Linked DNA regions of Homo sapiens: regions 1 and 2 are each linked to region 3. Evidence: chromatin contacts called from ENCODE Hi-C or POLR2A ChIA-PET data. All regions are on one chromosome and are shown on one strand. Each heading gives the region's core, a stretch centred on a gene start or an enhancer-like site at or near the end of the contact. The rest is flanking DNA. Distances are from core to core; before and after follow the strand shown.

Evidence for each region. A loop is a pair of places that touch in the nucleus more often than their neighbours do. ChIA-PET counts read pairs that join two places held with the same protein, here RNA polymerase II (POLR2A). Pooled maps may share reads with other maps.
Region 1: a pooled map shows a loop between it and region 3 (2.3-fold over the local background). The contact joins the promoter of RGS6 here to the enhancer-like site in region 3. A Hi-C loop is called at or near these places in 1 of 168 maps with a recorded cell type or tissue (left colon) and 4 of 50 pooled maps.
Region 2: a loop to region 3 is called in a pooled map, with 4 times the contacts of the local background. The contact joins two enhancer-like sites. A Hi-C loop is called at or near these places in 2 of 168 maps with a recorded cell type or tissue (endothelial cell of umbilical vein and mammary epithelial cell) and 9 of 50 pooled maps. POLR2A ChIA-PET finds 5 or more read pairs at or near these places in 3 of 52 experiments (H1, activated CD4-positive, alpha-beta T cell and activated CD4-positive, alpha-beta memory T cell).

The regions. Positions count from the first base shown.
Region 1 is chr14:71,931,128-71,933,827 of GRCh38, reverse strand. It overlaps RGS6 (regulator of G protein signaling 6), which reads right to left and starts at 1,399. Exons shown (of 18, transcript NM_001204424.2): 1 at 887-1,399. LOC124903404 (translation initiation factor IF-2-like) reads right to left here and starts at 1,902. Exons shown (of 2, transcript XM_047432046.1): 1 at 1,803-1,902; 2 at 938-1,659. The coding sequence starts at 1,902. The coding sequence ends at 938. RefSeq lists silencers at 1,151-1,310, 1,331-1,610.
Region 2 is chr14:71,710,583-71,713,363 of GRCh38, reverse strand. All of the region lies in intron 17 of SIPA1L1 (signal induced proliferation associated 1 like 1), which reads right to left. Among named protein-coding and RNA genes, the nearest start is that of RGS6, 220 kb to the left of the region's middle. Within about 2 kb of position 1,508, at least 2 of the 41 ENCODE cell types and tissues checked have a DNase peak (open chromatin) inside an H3K27ac peak, as active enhancers do.
Region 3 is chr14:71,141,908-71,144,720 of GRCh38, reverse strand. No RefSeq gene overlaps it. Among named protein-coding and RNA genes, the nearest start is that of SIPA1L1, 180 kb to the left of the region's middle. Within about 2 kb of position 1,285, at least 10 of the 41 ENCODE cell types and tissues checked have a DNase peak (open chromatin) inside an H3K27ac peak, as active enhancers do.

The DNA of each region.
Region 1 (2,700 bases), core at 150-2,649, 790 kb before region 3:
TTTTACCTAAACTTGATTATTTTTGCGTTTTTCTTTGGGGTTGTTAAAGGTATTGATCAGAACTCACCTCCCAAGCATTGATAATCCCAAGCCGACGAGACCCCAAATATCTTCAGTTTGTAACATAGAAATGCTACTGGTCTCAATGACAGAGAAGGAAAATAACGTTCCTACTCCGTCAAATTAAGAAACAAAAATGAAATACAGCAGCTTTCATTCTGAACAAAACTAAATTTTCTGGGTCACTTTCCCTGTCTCACTGGGCCACTTCTTTACGCAGCCTGCTGGTGACTGTAAACACGGTCTCTTCACTCCTCACGCAACCAGTTCATTTGTCATCCTCTCCAAGCGAATAGCCACCGCTTCCTTTGCTAGCGCAGTTCCCAAACAACAAACCTCCCCACCCGCCCCTGCCCTCCACACCTCACCGCGGAGACTCGCTTTCTTTTCTTCCAAACCACAAATGGGCGAGCTTGTTCAGGGAAAAAGTTAATGAACGCCTGATTAGAGGCAAAGCTGCCCTACCTGCGATCACAACATCGGAAGACTGGAAGTATCTAAAAGCGCCATCCTCTGCGCTCTCGTCCCCGTCGGTGTGCGCTTCACACCCAGAAACCCAGGAACATGATTTATATGCAGACCTGCACCCATCCCACACAAGTCCACACGCCAGCTTGCCTAACCACTTATGTAAGCTCGTGCTTCCACAGTCCCAAACTGCAGACACACACACACGGGCACCTGTCACGCATCTGAAATGGACAAGCACCCACACCCAGGAGATGAAATCAACACATATTAATGGGGTGGGGAGGGAGGATACTGTTTTAAACCATGTTTTTCCCCCATTTGTTTCTTGCCCATTTTTTATCACAACTACAATTACCTTAGCAACCAAAGAATTGCCTTGACTCTCCCTCTGGCTCCAGAATTTTTCCTAAAGCCAACCTTGCGCCAGGTTCATGATAAAGCTGGAGAAGCCCAGGGAACCGGGGACCGGCAGCCTCTTGGGGGCGGAGGGGAAGTCTAGTCCGTCTCCGCGCCGCTCCCCACAGCCTCGCCTCCTCTTTCCGAGTTTCCGTGGTGGCGAGCGCAGGGGCTCAGCGAGCGAAGAGCGAAGCCCCGGGCCCGCGAGGACGCGCGGCGGGTCGCATGGTGCCGGGACTCGGGGCGCACAGGGTGTCCCCGGCGCGCTCCGGGCTGGCCTGGCTCTCCGCGCTCCCAGGCGTTCGCCGCTTGCCCGCCTCTGCCCGCCCCGGTCGGCAAGGGTGCGCGGAGGTCTGTCCGTTCCCTCGGCGCCTGGCGGCTCCGGCGGCTGTAGGAACGCGGCGCCCAGGCGGAGCTCTCGCCGCCGAGCAGGGCCGAGCGCGAGGAGCTGCCCCAACTCGCGAAGCCGTTCAGCTCCGCGGCCCGCGAGCTGCTGCAGCGGCGCCCGCTGTCGGATGCCGAGCGGAGCTGCAGCCCCGTGCCCCGCGCACCTGGGCGCCGGCACCTGGGCCCCGGCACCTGGGCCCGGACCGCGTGCTGCAGGGAGGGGCCGGCGGGCGGGGACCGGCACCTGAGCGCGTCCCGCGGGCGCCGCCGCACGGCTCACCTGTTCCCAGAGCCGCGGAAGGCGCAGACCGTGATTTGCTCGAGGAGGAGAAAACCTAGAAATGCCTCATCCTCAAGAAGCCGCCGAGAAAACCGAGAGACTGGCTCGACCGGGCGGAGGCTGCTTTCGTCAATTCCAAACTGGCCCGGTCCGGAAACTTCAGCGGCGTCAAGGTTCTCTTAGGGATTCCCGGCCCGGGGTGAGGTGCCCGGCGGCTTCTGAATCTCCCTCACTGACGTGTTGCTGGCGCCCTCTAAATTAAAACGGGACACCGCGACCGTCAGCGATATTGTTCCTAACCTCGTCATTTTTATGTATTCAACATGCACACCACACGCTGCATTTGGAATATTACAGGATGATTCCTATCTGGAACACTACAAAAGAACTTTCGAGAAAAGTAACTCTCAGATATTCTTGGGGGAAGCAGAAAAAAGTCGAAGACAGAAAATGAGAAAGTAACTTGAACTGATGCCTTTCTTTAACGTGGGAGTTTTGAAATGCGATGTGTACTTAGATTCAAAAAGCTGCAGGTGGAAATAGGACAAGATCACTAGTGCTGGACGGTAACCGTGGGATTTGTGTGCAATATCAATGCTATCAATATCAAGAATAAATTTGAGATTTAGTCCTGAATTGTAGTATGTCACCAGAAAAGGGGAAAAATACTTGAAATAAAATACCTAAATGCCTTTAACGATGGATGACCTGGACTCCTCATTCACATGGGTCCAGAAGTTAAAGAGTAAAGTCTCCTTCCCAAATTGTGTCTTTTCCCGCCATTCTACATTGATTAATGGATGTATTCATTCTTTCCTTCAATAGACAAATAGCACCTGCTCTGTGTTAGACCCTCTTCTAACATTAGAAATGGATAATAAAGGAAGCAGTCTCTGCCCTGAAGCCTTCACGTCGAATGGGATAACACACAAGCAGACATGTGTGTTATGGTAGGCTTAGTACACAGAAAGGCGGGGGGTGGGGGGAAACCTGCAACCAAGAGAAACCATACCCAGCCTAGTGAGGAAAATAGAATTGTAACAGATGTCCCAGTTGTTTATTAAAGCTGAAATATAAAATCTTTCTTTCCTCAGGCTCAATACTTG
Region 2 (2,781 bases), core at 259-2,758, 570 kb before region 3:
CATACCTACACCTATAAGCACTGCAGCTCTGTGCAAATACTGATGCATCTGTACAATAACCTTCAAAATAGTTAGTGGTTTTCTAAGAGCCAGGAGTTGAGGATTTATGTAACTTTTGAACTGGTTTGAGTCATCAGGCAAAAAACATAAAGAAAAGTCATTCTTTCATTTTTTTGAGACAGTGTCTCACTATGTTGCCCAGATTGACCTCTAACTCCTGGGTACAAATGATCCTCCTGCCTCAGCCTCCTGAGCAGCTGGGACTATAGGCCCATGTCACCGTGCCCAGCTAGTTATTCCTATTTGCTCATTGGCATGTATTGAGTATCAATCTATTATGCTCATGTTGGCACGGCCTATGCAAATATACTTAGGATGAACATATTGGGTGAAAAATCCTCTTGTACTGACTAGATGGCAGTAAAAAGGTATATGTGATCGCATAAGTGGGTAGTAATTGGCTACAGGTGTCTGAGGGGGCCTTAGGGAAGCAAGAGGAAGGAGACCTGGAGAATAGCTGGCTAACAACCGTGGACACCAAAACAAGTCAGGTCAGTCAGTTACAGAAGAGATATCTATGTGCAAGCATGAGGTAGGGTTTTTAGCTTTCTCATGTGTGTTCTCAAATTAAGCTCCAACACCAGAAACAGCATTGGTCAGCAGGTCTAGAGGATTTTGGACTAACTGAGGAGGTCCTTGATTGCCACACAAACTGGCACTGCCTACTGCCAAGGCCAGAACGCTAAGAAGAAAATGAATGCTGCTTAAATTTAAGAATGTCCTTAAATTACTACTATCTTCACCTCTCCTAGGCTTACCACTAATCTTTTTTTTTTCAGTGGTTCATTTTAAGATCTGAAAGTGAAACAGCCATTACCAAAAAATAAAATAAAATAAATTTTCTCCCTAAATTTCCAAGCTTCATAAAGATACACATATATTCTAGGGAGCAATAATTTAGAGCAATTAATAGACGTTTTTAGTTATAGAAAGTTACCAGTATGTGTGGCTTCTTTTAATGACATTCAAATATAGCAACTCTATGTAATTACCAACCTGTATTAATGTAGCTCTCATGAGGAGCTACAAAAGATCTGCATGATCATCAAGAGGGAGACTAGAGGACAGAGAAGGTAGGAATGGAGCCCAGCCAGAAAGATGCAGTGAAACTTAATCACTGTAATTTAGACTTTGTCACTGAGTCCCAGGTACAAGCTCTTTTAAGCACTGTCAAGATATCTCTACATTAATTGCTGTTCCTGTCTTCTGAGGACACAAACACTCTAATTTGCTGTGATTTTAGTTTTTCTATAGCAATGTGCATTTGGTGGCTAAGTCCCCTTTCCTCCAGAAAAGGCAGGCTGCTAAAGCTCTGATTATCCAACTCACTCTGCCAAGATCAACATACCAAAGTCTCAAAACATCCCTACTTACCAGAGTCTAGAAATGAATGTGACTCAAATGAGTGGGTGAGAAGCTCTGCCACCCTCCCTGAATGGCCACATTCTTCTCTTCTCTAGTAAGTTTGACTTTCAATAGGAGAGTTATTTCTAAAGGATGATTTCAATGATTCTGCATTCTTCCAGTTAGAAGCAGAAAATTTAGATAATCCTTTGAGGCCTTCAGGCAGCTCCAGTCAGCACATTCAGATAATGCAAACCCAGATGCTTTTTTCAGGGAGCTTTGTTGATCCCCTGGGATTTGTTAGATAATGGCACAGCCGCACATTCTGTGCTTTGGTTTCAGGGGCCCAGCTCTTTCCAATCTCACTCCATGGTGATGCCATTTGAGACAAGATCTCTATAACCAACTTTCTTCTGCCATCACATTGGACCAGAGAAATATTTTCAGATGGAAGACATTCTTAAAAAAAGGCATCCTCCTTTCAAAATGACAAATTGAAAACCAAAGAAATAGGAGTCAAACTAAACTTAAAAACCAGAGAGAAACTATTCAGATATGCAAAATGTTCTAAGTCAATGCACAGTCTACTGAGATGGGGATGTGCCAAGAACAGCCAGCGAGTGTCATCATTCTGTCTTGTGTGATTCTGTCTATATGGTTATGGCATCTGATGCCCACTTCCTGTTCTACTTTGGCAAACACATCTCTTATACCATTTGAATCAAACAATCTACTTTCTGAATTGTGGAACGGAATACATAGTACTCAAGAATACTGAGACTACTTTCCCAATTTCCTTTTGCTTGGAAGCCATGGAGTTTCCAGACCTATCACCATCATTTTGAGATCTGCAATGTGGTAGTGGTAAACAGAAACAAAACTAGTGAAAGGCTTCATTCCATGGGGCCTGACATTTTAAATGAAGGGAAGCTCAATGATAAGTAGCGATAGAGACTCCATGAGAAAACAAAATACTTAGCTGGTCAAGTGAAAGCAATCCAAATTAAGTAGAGGATGTCCTCTCTCCTTAAGGTTATCTGGGGTTTACTGACAGATTATGTGCCTAGATTTCCATTTGAAAAATAAAAACTAAATTAAGCCTCTCTATTACTTTTCTTTTTCTTTCTTTCTTTCTTTTTTTTTTTTTTTTTTGAGACAGAATCTCACTCTGTTGCCCAGGCTGGAGTGCAGTTGTGTGATCTTGGCTCACCGCAACCTCTGCCTCCTGGGTTCAAGCGATTCTCCTGCCTCAGCCTCCCAAGTAGCTGGGATTACAGGTGCCTGCCACCATGCCCAGCTAATTTCTGTACTTTTAGTAGAGACGGGGTTTCACCATGTTGGCCAAGCTGGTCTCAAACTCCTGACCTCAAGTGATCT
Region 3 (2,813 bases), core at 36-2,535:
GCACATGCCACTATGTGGCTAAACAAAAAAAATTTGTTTGAGGGGCTGGGCACAGTGGGTCACGCCTGTAATCCCAGCACTTTGGGAGGCTTAGGTGGGAGGATTGCTTAAGACCAGGAGTTTGAGATCAGTCTGGGCAACACAGTGAAAGCTTATCTCCACTAAAAATAAAAAAAGTTAGCTGGGCATGGTGGCACATGCCTGTGGTCTCAGCTACTCAGGAGGCTGAGGTAGGAGGATCACCTGAGCCCAGGAGGTCAAGGCTGCAGTGAGCTGAGATTGTGCCACTGCACTCCAGCCTGGGCAATAGAGTGAGACCCCCCCGTCTCTTAGAGGCTGGTCCTGAACTCCTGGCCTCAGGTGATTCTCTCACCTTGGCCTCTTAAAGCAATGTTTTTCTCAACCCAGAAGTTCTCTGAATCCCTGTCATTTAGGTTTTATTCTTGTTTTTATTAAAACAAAATTTTTTAAAGATATAGGGTCTCTCTATGTTTCCCAGGCTGGCCTCAAATTCCTGGGCTTAAGCAATCCTCCCACCTCAGTCTCCCCAGTAGCTGGAATTACGTTTCAGCCACTGCATCTGATTTCACTTAGGATTTTTTTGGGAGATTTTTATCTGACTTCATTTAGGAGTGTTTTTGCAGGGAGTGGGAGGGCGGGGGCGGGGATTTTAAACACAGCTTTGCTGCTGTGCTTCTCTTACTTTCCTACGTGGAAATTAAGCTCACTAAAGGTAGTAACTCAGGCTTTGACCTCTTTCTTGCTCAAGGTCTGAATTATGCAGGCATGATTGATGAAATCATTGGTCATTTAGTGATTGGACTTTATCTCCAATCCCTTTCCTCTCCTTGAAGGTCAGAAGTGAGGAGGTGGGGCTGAAAGTTCTAATCCTCTAATCACATGGTTGATTTTTCTAGTGACCAGCCCCCATCCTGAAGCTATCTAGGGCCTCTCCATGACTCATCTCATTAGCATACAGGACTATCAGTTCCAAGGATTTTGAGGCGCTGTGTCAGGAACCAGGGACAAAGACCAAATATTTATTTTGTATCATACCACAGCAAGCCCCGGATGGCTCAATGTCTTGGGCTGAAAGGAAGGGGCTGTTTGAGTCAGGAGACAAGAGAACAACAGTGGGAGGTGTCCTCTGTGTTCATACTCCCCTGTGTGGTTTGGTGAGCCTCAGGCTTTACAGGATGTAGGTGATGTGGGCCCTCCGTTACCTCATCTTATACTCAGGCTATGAAATGCGTCAGATGCCAGCCTTCTTGTAAAAGTTGGGGAGAGGCTGCTATGGTCAGAATGTTTTTGTTCCCTCCAAAACTCACGTGTTGGAAACTTAATCCCCAATGCAACAGCATTGGGTGGTGGGGTTTACTGGGAGGTGTTCAGGTCATGAGGGTGGAGCATGAGTGGATTAAAGCCAGTCTAAAAAGGGCTTGTGGATGTGGGTTCCCTCTGTTCTGCATTTCTGTCCTGTAAGGAACAGTGATTGCCCCTGCTCCGGAAGATGTAATGTGTAAGGTACCATCCTGGGGGTGGCCCTCTCCAGACACCAAGCCTGCTGGCACCTTGATCTTGGACTTCCCAGCCTCCAGAACTGTGAGAAATAAATTTCTGTTCTTTATTAATTACCCAGCAATTTTTATAGCTGCACAAAATGGTTTAAGACAGAGGTCATAGCAAGCTTCAGTTTTTACTTTTTCCCCTTGCATCTGAACAATTGCAAGCAGAAAGAACAACTGAGTGCTTTATTTCTGCAACCACCATGCTGCTACTGAGTGAAGGGGAAGGAGGGGTAAGAGCTTGCCTTCTTTCCTTGTGTTAATTGCAACATCTTCCAAAACCCAGCAAGGAAGGCATGAAGTGAGCCTACCAAGGCCAGTCTCCAGATGAGGGGACTATAGCTACAGATTGCTATGTTTCCTGTTGGTGGTGGTAGCAAGATTTCATAGGGGCCTTTCTTGCCATTGCTCAAAATGAAATGCATTGACACCAAAGGAAGTGGTGAAACTGTGGGCATTGTATGCTTTAGAAATTTGATATTTGGAAACCTGCAGACCTGAAGAGGCAGTAGCTTCTCCTGAAGATCTGATATCCAAGGGCTACCCAGACAAGGAGCTGACTTGTCAGGAAGTGTGGTGGACCTTGACGCAAAAACTCAAACCACAAATGTTTCACTTCTAAATTTTTGCAGGCTTTGTTATATAGACATTTTTGTTAAGCCCTGTCTAAAACAATAGGATGACTGGGTTCTTTCCCCTCCTCATGGTGACTACGTGCATCTTCTACGAACATTCCCATGTCATGTGGTCAGCTTCCAAGAAAGACTTTACCAATGAGTCTGTTTACAGATTCTCAACCAGAGGACTTACAGGAATGCACAGTAGCTATTTGTTTGGGATGCAGAGGTACATGAGCCCCAGACCTCATCCCCAATCAGGCAGTTGGGTAGGAATGGTGTGGTTACTGATGGTGGGAGGACAGGGATGGTGGGGACTTTCCTGTGGAGGGCCCACCACTGAAGAAATCTCTCTACCTCCTGGTTTGATCCAGGCTTTCCAGGGATAAAATAAGAGGGGGAAACAAAGAAGTAATCATTCCCCAGCCCCCAGTATGCCCCATCTCTGACTCAGCTCCCAGCAGAGCAGTAATAGGTCCCTGCTTATCAGATGGCATCGGAAGGGGGTGGGTGCCTGGGTGGGTGCCTGGCTGTGTGCAGTGAGGAGGTCTCAGCAGCAGCCTCTGAAGCCAACTGCTTGGCTGGAATCTAGGTGCGCTACTCACTAGCTGGGGAACTTACAGCAAGTTAC